Regions from separate parts of the Homo sapiens genome. Here all the other regions are linked to region 1. The links are chromatin contacts, found by Hi-C or POLR2A ChIA-PET in ENCODE. All regions are on one chromosome and are shown on one strand. The core of a region is the stretch at or near the end of the contact, and the rest is flanking DNA. Distances in the headings are between cores, read along the strand shown.

Region 1 (3,495 bases), core at 745-3,244:
AGGCTATTTTTTTTTTCTTTTCTTTTTTTTTTTTGTGGTAGGTTGTAAACACAGTACTATTGCTTCAACCCCCTCACATTTTCCTTTCAGACGCCTAACAAAGGGTCTTGCATTCACACTAAGAATGAAGGAAAAAAACAAAGGGAAAGTAAATTACTAAATGCAACCGTATTTAAAACAGGAGGAAGGAGAATCCGCAGGAAGTTGGAATCTAGGATAAAAACTTAGACACATTCAGCCTGGCCAACATGGCGAAACCCTGTCTCTATTAAAAATACAAAAATTAGCCCGGCGTGGTGGCACATCCTGTAATTCCAGCTATTGGGGAGGCTGAGGCAGCAGAATTGTTTGAACCCCAGGGGCAGAGGTTGCAATGAGCAGAGATCTCACCACTGCACTCCAGCCTGGGCGACAGAGTGAGACTCAGTCTCAAAACAAACAAACAAAAACAACAGGCCGGGAATGGTGGCTCACGCCTGTAATCCCAGCACTTTGGGAGCCCGAGGTGGGCGGATCACGAGGTCAGGAGTTCGAGACCAGCCTGACCAACATGGGCGGATCACGAGGTCAGGAGTTCGAGACCAGCCTGACCAACATGGGGAAACCCTGTCTCTACTAAAAATACAAAAATTAGCCAGGCGTGGTGGCGCACGCCTGTAATCCTAGCTACTCAGGAGGCTGAGGTAGGAGAATTGCTTAAACCCGGGAGGCGGAGGTTGCAGTGAGCCGAGATCACGCCACTGCACTCCAGCTTGGGCGACAGAGCGAGACTGTCTCAAAACGAAAACAACAAACTTAAGACACATAACCTGAGGTGTTAAGAGGAGCTAGTAACTAGAACCTGGGTCCCAACCCCTCCTGCTTTCCAGCATCACTCCACACAGTTTGCTTAAAGAGGGCCACCTGCCAAACAGCTGTAGTATGTGATGTTAAAGAGAGCTAAACACCCCCCGCACCTCCCTCCCAGGGTCACCATCTTGTTAAATTTGACCTAAAAACGGTAACAGCCTAGGGGTTTCAGGGACAGACAGAAAATCTTACTCGGGACTGTGAGGTCCTACTTCTACACACCGTCCAGGAGTGAACCAGGAATTGAGAAAGTAGGAAGGAGGTGTCCCAGACCCCAAGCTAGGAATGGGGAGGGAAATGGAGGAATCCCAAATGCCTTAAGGACGGCCTACATACTAAGGAAAATTTTTTTCTAACTCCTGGTTGCAGCTGAGGGGAGCGGCTGAGGGCGGGGACAGGGGTGCGGCGGACCCACTGCTCCCATTACCCGACCAGCGCCTCCCTTCCTCCTTGGATGGGTGCCCCTGTCTTGCTAAGAACTGCCTGTTTACACAACTGCTTTCCTTGTGAAAATTTAAAGGCTCCTATTCCCAGTTGTTCTATCCTTGTAGGTTAAAGATTATGTCAAAAACTATATTGCATTATCTCTTTCCTTCTCCTTCCCATTAAGACGGAAAAAACATCCGGGAGAGCCGGTCCGTTTCTCAGGCAGACTAGGCCATTAGGTGCCTCGGAGAAAGGACCCAAGGCTGCTCCGTCCTTCACAGACACAGTCCAATCAGAGTTTCCCAGGCACATCGATGCACCGCCTCCTTCGAGAAACAAGGTAACTTTCGGGTTCTGGTTGTCTCCAAAGTCATCCGACCAATCTCGCACCGCCCAGAGCGGGCCCTTCCTGTCAATTACCTACTGAAGGGCAGGCGGCCAGCATCGCCATGGAGACCAACACCCTTCCCACCACCACTCCCCCTTTCTCTCAGGGCCCCTGTCCCCTCCAGTGAATCCCAGAAGACTCTGGAGAGTTCTGAGCAGAGGGCGGCACCCTGCCCTCTGATTGGTCCAAGGAAGGCTGGGGGGCAGGACGGGAGGCGAAACCCCTGGAATATTCCCGACCTGGCAGCCTCATCGAGCTTGGTGATTGGCTCAGAAGGGGAAAGGCGGGTCTCCACGACGACTTATAAAAGCCGAGGGGCGCGCGGTCCGGAAAACGGCCAGCCTGAGGAGCTGCTGCGAGGGTCCGCTTCGTCTTTCGAGAGTGACTCCCGCGGTCCCAAGGCTTTCCAGAGCGAACCTGTGCGGCTGCAGGCACCGGCGTGTTGAGTTTCCGGCGTTCCGAAGGACTGAGCTCTTGTCGCGGATCCCGTCCGCCGTTTCCAGCCCCCAGTCTCAGAGCGGAGCCCACAGAGCAGGGCACCGGCATGGCCAAAGCCGCGGCGATCGGCATCGACCTGGGCACCACCTACTCCTGCGTGGGGGTGTTCCAACACGGCAAGGTGGAGATCATCGCCAACGACCAGGGCAACCGCACCACCCCCAGCTACGTGGCCTTCACGGACACCGAGCGGCTCATCGGGGATGCGGCCAAGAACCAGGTGGCGCTGAACCCGCAGAACACCGTGTTTGACGCGAAGCGGCTGATTGGCCGCAAGTTCGGCGACCCGGTGGTGCAGTCGGACATGAAGCACTGGCCTTTCCAGGTGATCAACGACGGAGACAAGCCCAAGGTGCAGGTGAGCTACAAGGGGGAGACCAAGGCATTCTACCCCGAGGAGATCTCGTCCATGGTGCTGACCAAGATGAAGGAGATCGCCGAGGCGTACCTGGGCTACCCGGTGACCAACGCGGTGATCACCGTGCCGGCCTACTTCAACGACTCGCAGCGCCAGGCCACCAAGGATGCGGGTGTGATCGCGGGGCTCAACGTGCTGCGGATCATCAACGAGCCCACGGCCGCCGCCATCGCCTACGGCCTGGACAGAACGGGCAAGGGGGAGCGCAACGTGCTCATCTTTGACCTGGGCGGGGGCACCTTCGACGTGTCCATCCTGACGATCGACGACGGCATCTTCGAGGTGAAGGCCACGGCCGGGGACACCCACCTGGGTGGGGAGGACTTTGACAACAGGCTGGTGAACCACTTCGTGGAGGAGTTCAAGAGAAAACACAAGAAGGACATCAGCCAGAACAAGCGAGCCGTGAGGCGGCTGCGCACCGCCTGCGAGAGGGCCAAGAGGACCCTGTCGTCCAGCACCCAGGCCAGCCTGGAGATCGACTCCCTGTTTGAGGGCATCGACTTCTACACGTCCATCACCAGGGCGAGGTTCGAGGAGCTGTGCTCCGACCTGTTCCGAAGCACCCTGGAGCCCGTGGAGAAGGCTCTGCGCGACGCCAAGCTGGACAAGGCCCAGATTCACGACCTGGTCCTGGTCGGGGGCTCCACCCGCATCCCCAAGGTGCAGAAGCTGCTGCAGGACTTCTTCAACGGGCGCGACCTGAACAAGAGCATCAACCCCGACGAGGCTGTGGCCTACGGGGCGGCGGTGCAGGCGGCCATCCTGATGGGGGACAAGTCCGAGAACGTGCAGGACCTGCTGCTGCTGGACGTGGCTCCCCTGTCGCTGGGGCTGGAGACGGCCGGAGGCGTGATGACTGCCCTGATCAAGCGCAACTCCACCATCCCCACCAAGCAGACGCAGATCTTCACCA
Region 2 (3,362 bases), core at 26-2,525, 1.3 Mb before region 1:
ACGCGGTCCCACGACCCCCTCCCACGATCCCCAGAGGTGCAGCGGGCACACCCCTCCTTCCAGATGTGCGGAAGCCCGAGCCCCGCCCCCTCCTCCCGCTCCCGCACTGACCTCTCTTCCGCTCCCGTTTGTCCTGCAACTGCTTCTTCTTCTGCTTCACGCTGAATGGCTTCTTCCTCGGCATGGCCCGGACCAGTCACCTGGCCCGCCCTCCGCCGAGCTCCCGCCGCCTCAACTGACTGCCCCCCGGGGCAGCCCCCGCCGCAGGGGCCCGGGACCCTAGAGGAGGCGGGGCTAGCAGGTGACGTCAGCGGGCGGGCCCGACAGAATTACCGCCGCGGCGGCGATGGAAGGCGGACGGGGGAGATATAGTCACTTCCCTCCAGGAGCGAGGCGAGAGGATGATGCGGGGTGGGCTACTGGCACGTGAGAGCCAGTGGCACCGAGAGGGCGCCCCGGCGGCGAGGAAGGAGGCGCGCGTGGGAGGACCAGGCTAACTCCGTCACGGACGCTACCAACTCGCGTTCGGAGGAGGGGGGGCGCGTGTCATCACTACCTTGCGCTCCCGGGAGAACCTACCACTCACCTGGAGGGGGCGGCGGAGCGGAGGGCGGGGCCTACTACCTAGGGGAGAGGGGGCGTGGACACGCTGAGGCTATACTACAAAGCCCCGGGCTTGACCTTAGTGGAAAGCCGAGACTGCGTCCAGGTTGCTGGACTACACCGGGGGCACGGTCAGAGGTCTTTAGGGGAGGGCGGCGGTCTGAGAGTCCTGGGTGCCGACCTGTTGGGACCCAAATTCCTTGTGGGAACGATGATAAGGAGCAGGTTTACAGATCATAAGTGCAAAAGCGGGCGAGAAGGGAAACCCAAGCGGGACAAGGACTTTTGGGGGGAGGTCAAAGGGCACGAAGTTGTGCCTGCAGCTGTTACCATAGTAACCGAGGACCGGATGTGGCGATCTTACGGTGCGACAGTCCTCTTCTCAGGCCCTCTGGCCCGAGAGCCTGTTGACTCTGTGACACACTCTGAGGAGCTGGTTGTGGTGTTTTCCAGCGAGGGAAGAAAAGAGTAATTTTTTCAAAGCATTTATAGAAACGCAGCAAAGGGAAGGTGTGAGGTTGCCGCCATGCCTGGCAGAGACGGAGGGAGGCAGTTGGCTCCGGAATGCGGCCGCCGCAGATGTTCTCCGCAACCTTCCGGAAGTGGAATGGCGGGAGCCTCAGCATTGCTGCCCACCGACCCCCCGGAAGCGGAAACAGAATCCCCGCGTGCCCCTTCCTCACTACCCTCCAAATCCCGCTGCAGCCATTGCCGCAGACACGATGCCGAAACGAAAGAAGCAGAATCATCACCAGCCACCGACACAGCAGCAGCCCCCGCTGCCCGAGCGGGAAGAGACTGGAGATGAGGAGGATGGGAGTCCCATCGGTGAGGGGTCTGGGAGGGATGTGCACATGCCTGTCAAGCCCGTCCGGGCAAGGGGCTAGGGGCTAATAAGGTGCGAAGGAGGGGGCTGTAACGGAAGGAGGAAGGGCGCACGCGCTGGGGAGGGATGGAAGTGGGGCTCTCCCAAATGGAGCCTTGAACCAGGAGTTCTCTTACTGGAACCATCAACCTCAATACGGCCCCAGACCTTTCTGGAGAAGGCGGGGGTGGAGAGAATAAAGAGCTCTTTTGCGCAGCCGCAGAACAGTAGGGGAAAGGGGTAGTAGAGATGTTGCAGATTGCGATGACTGGGATGACAGTTTGTATCCAGACTTTGACTGAAAAGGTACAGGTGCAGCTTTCTCTAAACTAGTCCTCTGGCCAGCAGTTAAGGTGAGGGATTGGTTCATGTCTGGAGACACTTAGGTTGTTTTGGATAGCGACGGTACGGTGAAGAAAAAAAGTTGTCAGTATCTTTTCCTGCATTATCCCCTTTGATTGAATATCTACTTTTTGCAAACCCTGAAACAGCTTTGCAGAAAAAAGGGCAGATAGATGGGGTGAGAACTCCCAAGACTGCTGAAAATATACCTGACTTTACTGGTTGAATTAAGAAATAAGTAATACAAGAAAAACACCTAAGAACAGAATCATCAGTCCTTTAATCCATTCTGATGACCATATTTTCATGTCTGCTCTTAGGACCACCCAGCCTTCTGGGCCCTCCCCCCATGGCCAATGGAAAACCTGGCGACCCTAAGTCAGGTGAGGAGGAAGGGGCCCTGATCCTTGTATTAGGTCGTAGAGAAGACAGCAAGGGAGGGGATAAAACCCAGGAAGGACTTAAAAATAAAAGATCAGGGATTCCATCCCTAAATGAATGGAGAGAAGTTGTATATTTGCTGATTTAAAAACTCAATGTTGTAAAAATGTCACTTCTTCCCAAATTGATAAACAGATTTCATGCATTCCAAGTCAGAACACCCATAATGTTTTTGTGGAAATACACATTATTATAGGGAAATGCAAAATATCAAGGCGACTATCAAGACAATCTTGAAGTGGGAGGGCTTACTATGAATATCAAGATTTGTAAGCTGGGCATGGTGGCACACGCCTGTAGTCCCAGTTACTCAGGAGGCTGAGGTGCGAGGATCCTTTGAGCCCAGGAGTTTTTGAGGCCACTCTGGGCAACATAGTGAGATCCTGTCTCTAAATACAAGAAGAAAAAAAGACTTACTATAAAGCTACAATAGTTACAACGATGCAGTTTGGAAACAATGATAGACATAAGTCAATAGGACTTATGTCCCGAAGAGTCCAATAACAGGCCCATACATGTGTGGACACTTCATTTATGATGAAGATGGAACTGAAAAGTTGGTCTTTTCAATAAATGATATTGGATCAATTGGATATTCATGTGAAAAAAATGGAATTTCACCTTGCACTCATAATCATATACAAAGATCTATTTCAAATGGACTGTAGATCTAAGTATAAAAGGTAAGAGAATAATTATTCTAGAAAGTAAATGTATTTTCTAAGAGTAGCTAAGAGTTCTTAAACAGACAAGAAATGCACGTATACACACTAACCATAAAGGAAAGATTGATAAATTGAACTCCGTTAGAAAATATAAATTTGCGGCTGGGTACAGTGGCTCACGCCTGTAATCCCAGCACTTTGGGAGGCCGAGGCGGGCGAATCACGAGGTCAGCAGTTCAAGACCAGCCTGACCAACATGGTGAAACCCCTGTCTCTACTAAAAATACAAAAATTAGCCGGGCATGGTGGTGTGTGCCTGTAATCCCAGCTACTGAGGAGGCTGAGACAGGAGAATCGCTTGAACCTGGAAGGCGGAGGTTGCAGTGAGCTGAGATTGCACCACTGCACTCCAGCCTGGGGGACAGAGTGAGACTGTCTCAAAAAAA
Region 3 (3,384 bases), core at 848-3,347, 1.6 Mb after region 1:
GGGACCCTGTCCGGGTCCTTGCTCGGAGAGTACGGCCTGATGGCTCTGTGCAGTACCTGGTTGAGTGGGGAGGAGGGGGCATCTTCTGAACAGCCTGCCTCTGCCCAGCTCCCCATTCACACACACCGGCACTTTCATACCCTGACCTCTGACCTCACCTACAGCTGGGATGTACCTGGAGAGATAGGGGGTAGTTCTCCCTACTGCCCAGGCTGGAATCCAAGAGTGGGGAGTGGGGAAGAGGCCCTCTTCTCTACCCTCCTTCATGATTCCTGACCCCTCCCATCCTTCCCATTTCCTTTGATGTTATTTTGTTACAGCTTTTTAAATATTTTTTAAAATTATTTAACCCCTGGGGGCAGAGACTGAGGAGGGAGGATGATAAGGGATCCCGGACTCTGTATGATTGAAATAAAGAGAAATAAACAAATCTAGCAGCTCTGAGTCATTCTGAAAGATGTAGAGAATACAGGGACTAGAAGCACTTATATTCTCCCAACAAATTTGCATACATGACAAAAAACAGGCAAAAGGCAGAGAGACCCAAAGACGGGATTTATTGGGGGCCCAGTCATCACCTGGAAGTCAGAAGGCGTTGAAGTATCGCGGGGATCTTCATGATGAGCAGGAACAGGGCTCATCATGGCAGGACTGTGATAGAGTCAGAAACTGACTCTGTGACCTGGCGCACCCACTGCAGGTACGGAAAGTTCCCCTGTTCCACAGGCAATGCAATTACCTCGGCCACTTCGTAAGGGTGCACAGAACTACAAAATAGGTGGGTGGGGGAAGGGGATCACTCAAAGATTTACCCAAAAGAACCCACTCCCTTACACGCAAGCCCTAGACTGCCCAGCAAGTCACACCCACACAGTACACACCCTCACCCCATCCATCTCAAAGTTCTCACCGAACAAAATCTGTCAAAGCTGGGACCAAGGAACTTTGGGTTTTAATCATCTAAGGGACAAAGATAAACATGGTTGAATCAAGGAGTGGGATTGAGTTCAGTTTCTCAGAAGAGGGGTAAGGGCTAAAGGGGTCAGGGATTGGGGATATTTTGTTGGGTGGGGGAAATGTTTCTCACCATCAGCACCTCACTGTCTTCCTCGATCTTCCCTTTCCACTCATAGCTGAAAGGTCAGAGGGGGAGAGTTGTGGGGAGCAAAGAATTTCCCCCAGGAAAGAGGTTCCCAGTCAGCTCCTACAGTTAGGTTAACCCCCCAACTCCTATGACTCACATGGATGTAATCTGAGGGATGAGGTTGACGCAGGCTGCTAGGCGCTTCTCCACCACGGCCCTGGAGTGAAGAGACAGTCCCATTCAGAGTACCCCATAACCCCAGTTTTTGTACTGGCAGCCCAGAGACAGGCTTCCAGAGCTGGAGAAAGGAGAAAGCAGCACTCTTCTGCCCCACCCCCAACTGTCCCTTCATGATCATCCTTTCTCGCTGCACATCGAGGTCCCTACCTGGCGATCTCCTTGGCGACCTTCTCGTTGGGGCAAGTAACAAAGGCTGCAGAGACCGAGCCCGGAACGTAGCCAGAGCCGGAATCCGAGGCCGGCGAGGGCTGGGTCGGAGGGCTTCCAGAGGCCATGGTCAGCAAGACTCGGGGTAGCAACAAAAGGCGGGAGGCCACAGGCAGCAGCGCCGGCATCCAAACAAAAGACAGGAGCAGAGAGGCCTGAGAGCAGGAGGCGAATTCGATCTCTCCTCACAAACAGCCCAGGAAATTACACCCGGGGAAGCCTTCGCTTAGATCCTCAGGCTCTGCCCTCCCTCTGATGCACCCCCGAAGAATGCCCCTGAAGGTGAGAGAGAAACTTGGAAAATAAAGCAAAAGCTCATTTCACTCACACCTCAGGGGGCCAACCTCTGGGATTTAGGGTGCGGGTAGCGGTCGAGGCTTCGAGGACCGGAAGGGGCGGGGCGGGGCCGGTCACTCACCACTCCGCCGAGCAGGACCGCGGGAGCCCGCCCCCCACTCATGCGGCCTACGCTGGTACAGGAGAGTTGATCTCAAAGGCCACACGTCACACGGAGAAACAACCCCAGGAAGAGCGGCCTCTTCTTACCTGGGTGGCAGCCACGTGATTAGAAAACAGCGCGCACCATGTGACAGTAGAAGAAGGACCACCTGCGCCTCCAGAGCCAGCCAATCCCGACCCTATCATGGCGCGGTTTGCCCACCTCCTGATGAAGGAGGAGCCATGGGAGACTTGACCAATCGACTACCGCATCTGCAGACGTGCGCGGAAATGGCACGCCCGTTTCCGTGTGAACCCGAAACTGCCACTTGCTGGCTGAGGAGAGCCGCTGCGGCGTTCCACTGTCACGTGAGGGGGCCGGTCCTCTTCGGCGGCGGCACTCAGTGAGTGACGCCAAGTGGCCAATCACAGGCCAGCCTCGCAGGCCACGTGAGGCGAGAGCTGGTTCCAGGAAAGGGGGGCCAGAGACCCCGCAGAGTCGATGCGTCAGGCTGTGGAGTGGGGAATCATCCTTAAACCCCACAATGTGCCTAGTGACCTCCCCTGCACTGTTTCCGAGGTCTTAAGGAGTGGGAGGGTCTGAGAAGGACCCTTCACCCCAAACTCAGGGGTTAAGAGAGCGCCCCCTGCCCTTTTAGTTGGGCAGAGATATGCCTGGGTTTGGGAATGAACAACGGTGATCTAGAAGCCCGCTGTCCCTGGGTAGCAGGGAGTGATTAGGCAGGCACGGGCATGGCAAGACAATAGCTAGCTGAGGAAAGAAGCATTTTAAAACAGAGCGAGACCCTGTGGTAGAGGATGGTGAAAATGGGGCCTAGCCATCTTAATTGAAAACCCAAAGCTTGAGACAGACTACTGAATCAGAGGGAAGGAGAACGAGGGCTGCAGGATGGGGACAGTGGTGATGGTCCTTCTGTCCCCTCTTCCCTGCCTATTCCACTCCCCAGGATTGGTCCACCTCTCAGCCTCGGGTCTCCTTTCCCTAACCCATCCCCCAAGGAGCCAGGACCTGCCCTACATAACTTCCCTGGGGCCCAAGCACATCCTGTGACCCAAAAATGGAGAGAGGGGCCAATGAGAGGCAGAGAGGTGGGAGGAGGTGCAGAGAAAAAAGCTCTTGCCACTGCCCCCACCCAATATTTCCCCTCCCTTCAAGGTCTGAGGTCATTGGTCTGGTGGTGGGGATGCCTCGGAGTTTCCCAGGCTGACGTCAGGGTTATACCTCTCGGAGGTTCTAGGGCAGGGAAGTGGGGAGGGGAGGTTCCCTGAGATCTCTGTCTTTGAGTTTGGAGTTTGTCTCTGAGACAGATTTCGGAGGGGTCTTTCAGTATTTGTGTGGAGATCTTTCTTAGGATTGAGTTTCCTTTTATGCTTCTGGTTTGGGGGGTTTCTAT

Evidence for each region. A loop is a pair of places that touch in the nucleus more often than their neighbours do. ChIA-PET counts read pairs that join two places held with the same protein, here RNA polymerase II (POLR2A). Pooled maps may share reads with other maps.
Region 2: a pooled map shows a loop between it and region 1 (4-fold over the local background). The contact joins the promoter of PRR3 here to the promoter of HSPA1B in region 1. A Hi-C loop is called at or near these places in 2 of 50 pooled maps. POLR2A ChIA-PET finds 5 or more read pairs at or near these places in 2 of 52 experiments (B cell and T-cell).
Region 3: a loop to region 1 is called in a pooled map, with 6 times the contacts of the local background. The contact joins the promoter of CUTA here to the promoter of HSPA1B in region 1. A Hi-C loop is called at or near these places in 13 of 50 pooled maps. POLR2A ChIA-PET finds 5 or more read pairs at or near these places in 2 of 52 experiments (CD8-positive, alpha-beta memory T cell and HEK293).

What each region holds. Positions count from the first base shown.
Region 1 is chr6:31,825,744-31,829,238 of GRCh38, forward strand. It overlaps HSPA1B (heat shock protein family A (Hsp70) member 1B), which reads left to right and starts at 1,995. Exons shown (of 1, transcript NM_005346.6): 1 at 1,995-3,495. The coding sequence starts at 2,208. RefSeq lists enhancers at 923-1,734, 1,758-2,387, 2,388-3,016.
Region 2 is chr6:30,556,020-30,559,381 of GRCh38, forward strand. It overlaps PRR3 (proline rich 3), which reads left to right and starts at 1,276. Exons shown (of 4, transcript NM_025263.4): 1 at 1,276-1,431; 2 at 2,131-2,193. The coding sequence starts at 1,326. GNL1 (G protein nucleolar 1 (putative)) reads right to left here and starts at 470. Exons shown (of 12, transcript NM_005275.5): 1 at 112-470. The coding sequence starts at 184. RefSeq lists enhancers at 1-313, 314-878, 879-1,443.
Region 3 is chr6:33,416,010-33,419,393 of GRCh38, forward strand. CUTA (cutA divalent cation tolerance homolog) reads right to left here and starts at 2,098. Exons shown (of 6, transcript NM_001014840.2): 1 at 1,950-2,098; 2 at 1,472-1,686; 3 at 1,242-1,301; 4 at 1,088-1,133; 5 at 911-960; 6 at 433-767. The coding sequence starts at 1,991. The coding sequence ends at 641. PHF1 (PHD finger protein 1) reads left to right here. Exons shown (of 15, transcript NM_024165.3): 15 at 1-430. The coding sequence ends at 89. It also overlaps a transcript of SYNGAP1 not described here.